Linked DNA regions of Homo sapiens: region 1 is linked to region 2. Evidence: chromatin loops called from intact Hi-C (ENCODE). Cell type or tissue: mammary epithelial cell. All regions are shown on one strand. Links, peaks and the distances in the headings refer to the core of each region. The heading gives the core; the rest is flanking DNA.

What was found. A loop is a pair of places that touch in the nucleus more often than their neighbours do. Peaks named below come from ENCODE experiments on the same cell type or tissue, not always from the same donor. Only the 100,000 strongest peaks of a DNase experiment are listed, where the experiment ranks them.
Region 1: it touches region 2 in a loop (5-fold over the local background); 3 of 110 quality-filtered maps call a loop at or near these places.

What each region holds. Positions count from the first base shown.
Region 1 is chr6:150,015,308-150,018,230 of GRCh38, forward strand. No RefSeq gene overlaps it. Among named protein-coding and RNA genes, the nearest start is that of RAET1L, 8.8 kb to the right of the region's middle. RefSeq lists an enhancer at 1,639-1,878. In mammary epithelial cell, for the core only: a CTCF peak has its summit at 1,787 (motif pointing left); a DNase peak (open chromatin) is centred at 1,764.
Region 2 is chr6:150,394,229-150,397,150 of GRCh38, forward strand. It overlaps IYD (iodotyrosine deiodinase), which reads left to right. Exons shown (of 5, transcript NM_203395.3): 4 at 1-27. Among named protein-coding and RNA genes, the nearest start is that of IYD, 27 kb to the left of the region's middle. In mammary epithelial cell, for the core only: a CTCF peak has its summit at 1,394; a DNase peak (open chromatin) is centred at 1,393.

The DNA.
Region 1 (2,923 bases), core at 318-2,817, 380 kb before region 2:
CTCTCTGCCTTGTAAGGAACGCAGGCCCCACCCCCTCCAGCCTCACAGTGTTTGGGGTCACCCATTCTAGCGGGGTGAGGCGTCGCCTTGTGGGTGCGGTTGGCATTTCCCTGAGGTCTGTGGACACTGAGCCCCTTTTCCTGGGCTCACTGCCATTTGCATTCTTCTTCTGATGCCAGTGGGCAAGGGGAGGTCCCTAAACGCCGGTTGGACCGCGACCCCAGCCGGTGCGGGGCTCTTGGCAGCGCTTGGGGAAGTGAATTCGAAGACCAGTAGGAAAATAGAGGAAGGACGGAGATTTATTGTAAAAGGAAAAGTACACACTCAAGTAAAGGGAGTGCAGGGGAACTCAAGAGAGAGGCAGGTGCAAGGGGGTTTGGTGCTGCCACCTTTCCTGGTTTCTTCAACCAAGGGGTGGAATATTCATGAAAATTCCTGGAAGAAGGACAGGGATTCTCAGAACTCTGGTGCCTCGAATTTTTACACCAAATATGGGTATTCTCAGAACTGCTAGGGAGCTGGCTAGTGTGTGTTTAGTGTGTTTATCAGCATGTAATGAGGTCCCAGGTGAAACCTAGGTCAAATCCAGGGCCATGTTGGATCCACTCATTCTTAGTCAGCTTGGTCCACATGCTGTTTCTCAGCAACTTATCAGCCCAGAGCCACTGCAGATATTTCAACAGATTTCTTTTGCTAGTCACCTGAAACTGCTGCCCAAAATTTTCTATTCTTTTGAGACCACCGTGTAGTATACCTGTCTCACTTTGGAGAAATGTCTATTCAAATTCCTTGCATATATTTAAATTGGGTTATTTCCCTTTGTAATATTGAGTTGGAAGAGTTCTTTATATATTCAGAATAACAGTCCATTACCAGATATATGATTTTCAATGATTTTCTCTCGTTCTGGAAGTTTTTTTTTAATCTTCTAATTGGAGTTCTTTTGGAAGCACAAAAGTTTTACATTTGCATGAAATGAAATTAAACTACCTTTTATTACGCCATTTGTGCTACTGGCTACAGGGAACGAGGGGTGGGCAGGAAGCCCCCTGGAGTCCCTGACTCCCTCCACAGCAAGTCAACCAGAAAATCAATTCAACATTCATACATGCATGTTATCTCACACACACACACACATGCACACACACAGAGACATGCAGGCACAATCTCTCACACACACTCACACCACACAGGCACACACATTCACAGAGACACACATACACAAATGCATGCAGAAATACAGACACAGCCATGCACATACACGGGCACACAAAAAGACACACAGAAACACATGGGAGAAACTGCGTGTCATCTTGAGAGTTGTCATGTCGAGCCCATCCTGCCCACACACCTTTCACCTTGGGGGCTGTCTCCCAGCTCATGAAGGAGTTCTGAAGCCATCAAGCAGGCAGTCACTGTGTGATCTGAAACACTCAGACAGCTCCTCACTCTGATCTATCTTCCTGGTCCCCTTGGGATGAAGCAGCGTCCTGTTGGTTTTCACTGCAGCAGAAGAGAATCCTCCCCCAGGGCAGAACTGCTGGGCCACCAGAGTACCCCTCTGCTCTTTGCCCTCAGGGCATCTTGATCTGCAGGGTGGGAGGAACTGCCCCAGTCCTCAGAAATGAACTCTTTATGGATTCCTCTTCCACCATGATGTCAATGTCTCTTTTGTCTTCTCTAGCCCTTGGCTGTGGATCCCAGGTTGTGTGCCAAGGAGCTCAGGGCACAAACTCGCTGTTGGCAAACCCTCTGGGCTTATTGAAATATTTGAAAGATGAACAGTGCCATCTGCTGGAAAAGACTGGAAAGTACCAGTCCAAGGTATTTCATAGTTCCAACATCAGACTATGCACCATTACAGGTTACAGGTATGCACCACCACATCTGGCTAATTTTTGTATTTTTAGTAGAGACGGAGTTTCACCATGTTGGTCAGGCTGGTCTCAAACTCCTGACTTCATGATCTGCCCACCGCGGCTTCCCAAAGAGCATTTTTTCATGTTCGTTGGCCACTTGCAGGTCTTCTTTTGCAAAGTGTCTGTTCACATTCTTTGCTTATTTTTTAATTGGAATTTTGTTCCTGCTTGTTGAGTTGTTTAAGTTCCGTGTAGATTCTGGATATTAGAGCTTTGCCAGATGCATAGATTGCAGATATTTCTCCCATTCTATAGGCTGTTTACTGTGTTGCTAATTTCTTTTACTGTGGAGAAGCGCTTTAGTTTAATGAGGTCACATTTGTCAATTTTTGTTTTTGGTTGCAAATGCTTTTGGTGTCTTCATCATGATATCTTTGTCAGGCTGTATGTCCAAAGTGGCATTTCCTAGGTTATCTTCCAGGATTTTTATAGTTTTAGGACTTACATTTAAATCTTTAATTCATGTCGAGTTATTTTACATATATGGTGAAAGGTAGAGGTTCAGTTTCGTTCTCCTACACATGGCTAGCCAGTTATCCCAGCACCATTTATTGAATTAGGACTCTTTCCTCATTGCTTTTTTTGTTGATTTTGTTGAAAGTTAAAAGGTGTGAAGGTTTCTTTCTGAGCTGTCTATTCTGTTCCACTGATCTAAGTGTCTATTTTGGTACCAGTACCATTCTGTTTTGATCACTGTAGCCTTATATTATAGTTTGAAGTCAGGCTATGTGGTGTCTCTGGCTTTGTTCTTTTTGCTTATGATTGTTTTGGCTATTTGGGCTCTTTTTTAACTCCAAAGAACTTTTAGATTAGATTTGTCTAATTTTGTGGAAAATGACATTGGTATTGATAGAGATAGTGTTGCATCTATAAATTGCTTTTGGAAGTATGGCCATTTTAGCTATATTGATTCTCCAACCCATGAGCATGAAATATTTTTCCATGTATTTGTTTTGTCTCTGATTTTTTTCAGCCATGTTTTGTAGATTCTCTTTTTCCACACA
Region 2 (2,922 bases), core at 1-2,500:
TGTGGCATCCTGCTAGCTGCCCTGCAGGTATGTTGAGACATCAAGGGTTACAGGGTGGCCTTATTAGAACATTTCAGCTGAGTTTTCAATTCAGGGACATTTGGAAATTTTTTTTTAATCTAAAGTAGAATTCCTAAGTGAGGTAACTCTGATGTGAAAACTGACTCTGGAAACCTGGATTGGTGACTATGATGGTTCAGCAAGCTGGGAATTCACTTATAACATCATTTCAAGTTAGAAAAATTGGTGTTGTGTTTGCAGTCATCTGTAACAACATGAAGTTTCAAGGGTTTTGGCAGACCCACATGAAGTACTTTGGAGCCTAAAAGTCACAGAGGCTAACTCCCTGGATACGTTTACTGTTGCTCTCAGAGATGATGGAATGACTAAAAAGCCATGAGAAGGGCTCTTCATAGAGGCCCTTTTCTGAGAAGTTTGCGTTGCATGGCATTAGGAAGAAGGTCATGTGCTTTTCAAAAATTCCATCTGCATAGGAACGAGAGCAATGCTAACATGAAATGGAGCAGGATTGCTGTATAGTTTTCAAACTATTCATGCATTCACTCAACAGTGCATTCACTCCACAAATATTTTCTGAGCTCCTTTTTGTTTTGTTTTGAGACAGGGTCTCATTGTGTCACTCAGGCTGGAGTGCAGTGGCACCATCACAGCTCACTGCAGCCTTGACCCCCGGGCTTAAGTGATCCTCCCACCTCAGCCTCCTGAATAGCTGGGACTATAGGCAGGCACCACCATGCTAATTTTTGCATTTTTTGTATAGATGGAGTTTTGCCATATTGCCTAGGCTAGTCTCAACTCCTGAGCTCAAGTGATTCACTCTTCTCAGCTTCCCAAAGTACTGGGATTACAGGCGTAAGCCACCATGCCTGGCCTCTGAGCTCCTTCTACGTGGCAGTTCCTGGGAGCCACTGGGGATAGTTGTCTGATGAACTGTATATTCTAGCAGAGACTGGGGGCTGGGTAGTGGATAGAGAGAGATGGTAAACCCATAAAATAAATGTAGAAAACAAGATTATAAGAGCAAGTAACCATACTTTTGAGAGACAATGGATTAAAAAAAAAAGAGAGCTTCTTCACTATCTCAAAGAAAAACATGTATGTTGAATAACACCTCCCAAAATGTAGTCATTGAAATGTGTTTTAGGTTTTTGGAAAAATTATCCTGAAGGAGCTGGCATTGATTTCCTTCCTGAATCTGTAAGCAGGTAAATAATGGAATCACCATGCGGCATCAGACTGCGAGGCACCGCCACCTGATTGAGGGTCCTGGAAGAAGCAGCGAAGCCTGCAGCAAGCTCAGCTCACAAGGCTGCCCAGGTGCCTCTGCAGCAGGCAGTCTTTTTCACTTTGCCATTGAGTTTGCTGCCCCCTAGCTTTCATAAGGCATAATCCCGAGAGTAGGTTATGATTAGTGATGGAGGAAAGAAAAATCTCCATGAAGCCCGCATCTCCAGTATGGTGACTGGGTCTGATAAGCGCGCCATGCATGTCTTGTAGAGGCAGCTTCCAGAACTTCCTGGTCAGGTTTAGAGGTGGTGATCTGATTGGAAAAGCTGGAGAGGGGCAGGCGGGGAAGTGTCTGGAAGCTACTCATTGCTTTTACTTAGATGTTTGTTATTTGGAGGCTTGGAAAGAGGTCGATGGGGTACCCCTTGGCCACTGAGTCCCCTATCAACGGGCATCAGCATCTCACTGGGTGGGGATGCTCTGCTTCCATGGTTGGCTCTGTAGTCATAGGAACTTGCCGTGGTGGTTGTTGTTTAGAATATAATATACAAGCCTTTATTAATATATTAAATACCAAGAGCTAGTCGTAGCTCTATAATTTTAAAGTAGTGATGAATGTAATGATATTTTAAAATATCTATAACAACTGTAAAATGATATGAAAATAACTGTGGATTTCATTGGTGATAAAGTCATAGATATTGCTAACACTACTGTGGTTTGCTGCCTACATTTATAAAGGAAGAAACTGCTAAATTTCAGTTAGATGTTAGTGAATATGAAAACTTTTTTTTTCAAATTCAAGTTCATGGACCTGCTAAATTCAATCCTTGGCCCTTTGGGGGTCTGAGGATTCCAGTTAAAAAAATCCTGACCTATAATAAGACCAAAGTACTCACATCGAGAGAGTGAAAGATAAAATAATAATAGAAGTCAACTTAACATTAATAATATTAATAAGAGGAATTGTTTAATATGGTCTGTGTATTTGCAGGTTTCTACTGCTAGAGACATACAAAATTCAGTATGGAGTAAAAGCTATGTCTTGAAAAGGACCAAGATATAAAATGACACTAAATTAAGGTGTAAATATTTTCTCAAAAAAGTTTAAGACTTGGCCAGGTGCGGTGGCTCACGCCTCTAATCCCAGCACTTTGGGAGGCCAAGGCGGGCGGATCACGAGGTCAGGAGATCGAGACCATCCTGGCTAACATGGTGAAACCCGGCCTTTACTAAAAATACAAAAAATGAGCCAGGCGTGGTGGCGGGCGCCTGTAGTCCCAGCTACTCGGGAGGCTGAGGCAGGAGAATGGCGTGAACCTGGGAGGCGGAGCTTGCAGTGAGCGGAGATCCCGCCACTGCACTCCAGCCTGGGCGACAGAGCGAGACTCCGTCTCAAAAAAAAAAAAAAAAAATTAAGATTTATCCATTGCAAGTTCAAATACTATGTGAAGATATGATCAAGGAGAAGAAACGCCATGATAAAGTAGAGCTAATGACAGAAAGAAGAAATCAGTTAGGTTTTTTGATGCATGTATTCTTGAGAACAGTCTCTCAGGTATTGTGAAATCTTCGTTAATCAAGGTATAGTATATGATGATGTTGTATAAGAGACCTTCAGCAAGAAACTATATTGAGTCACTCTAGATTCATATATGTGCATGTGTGCATGTA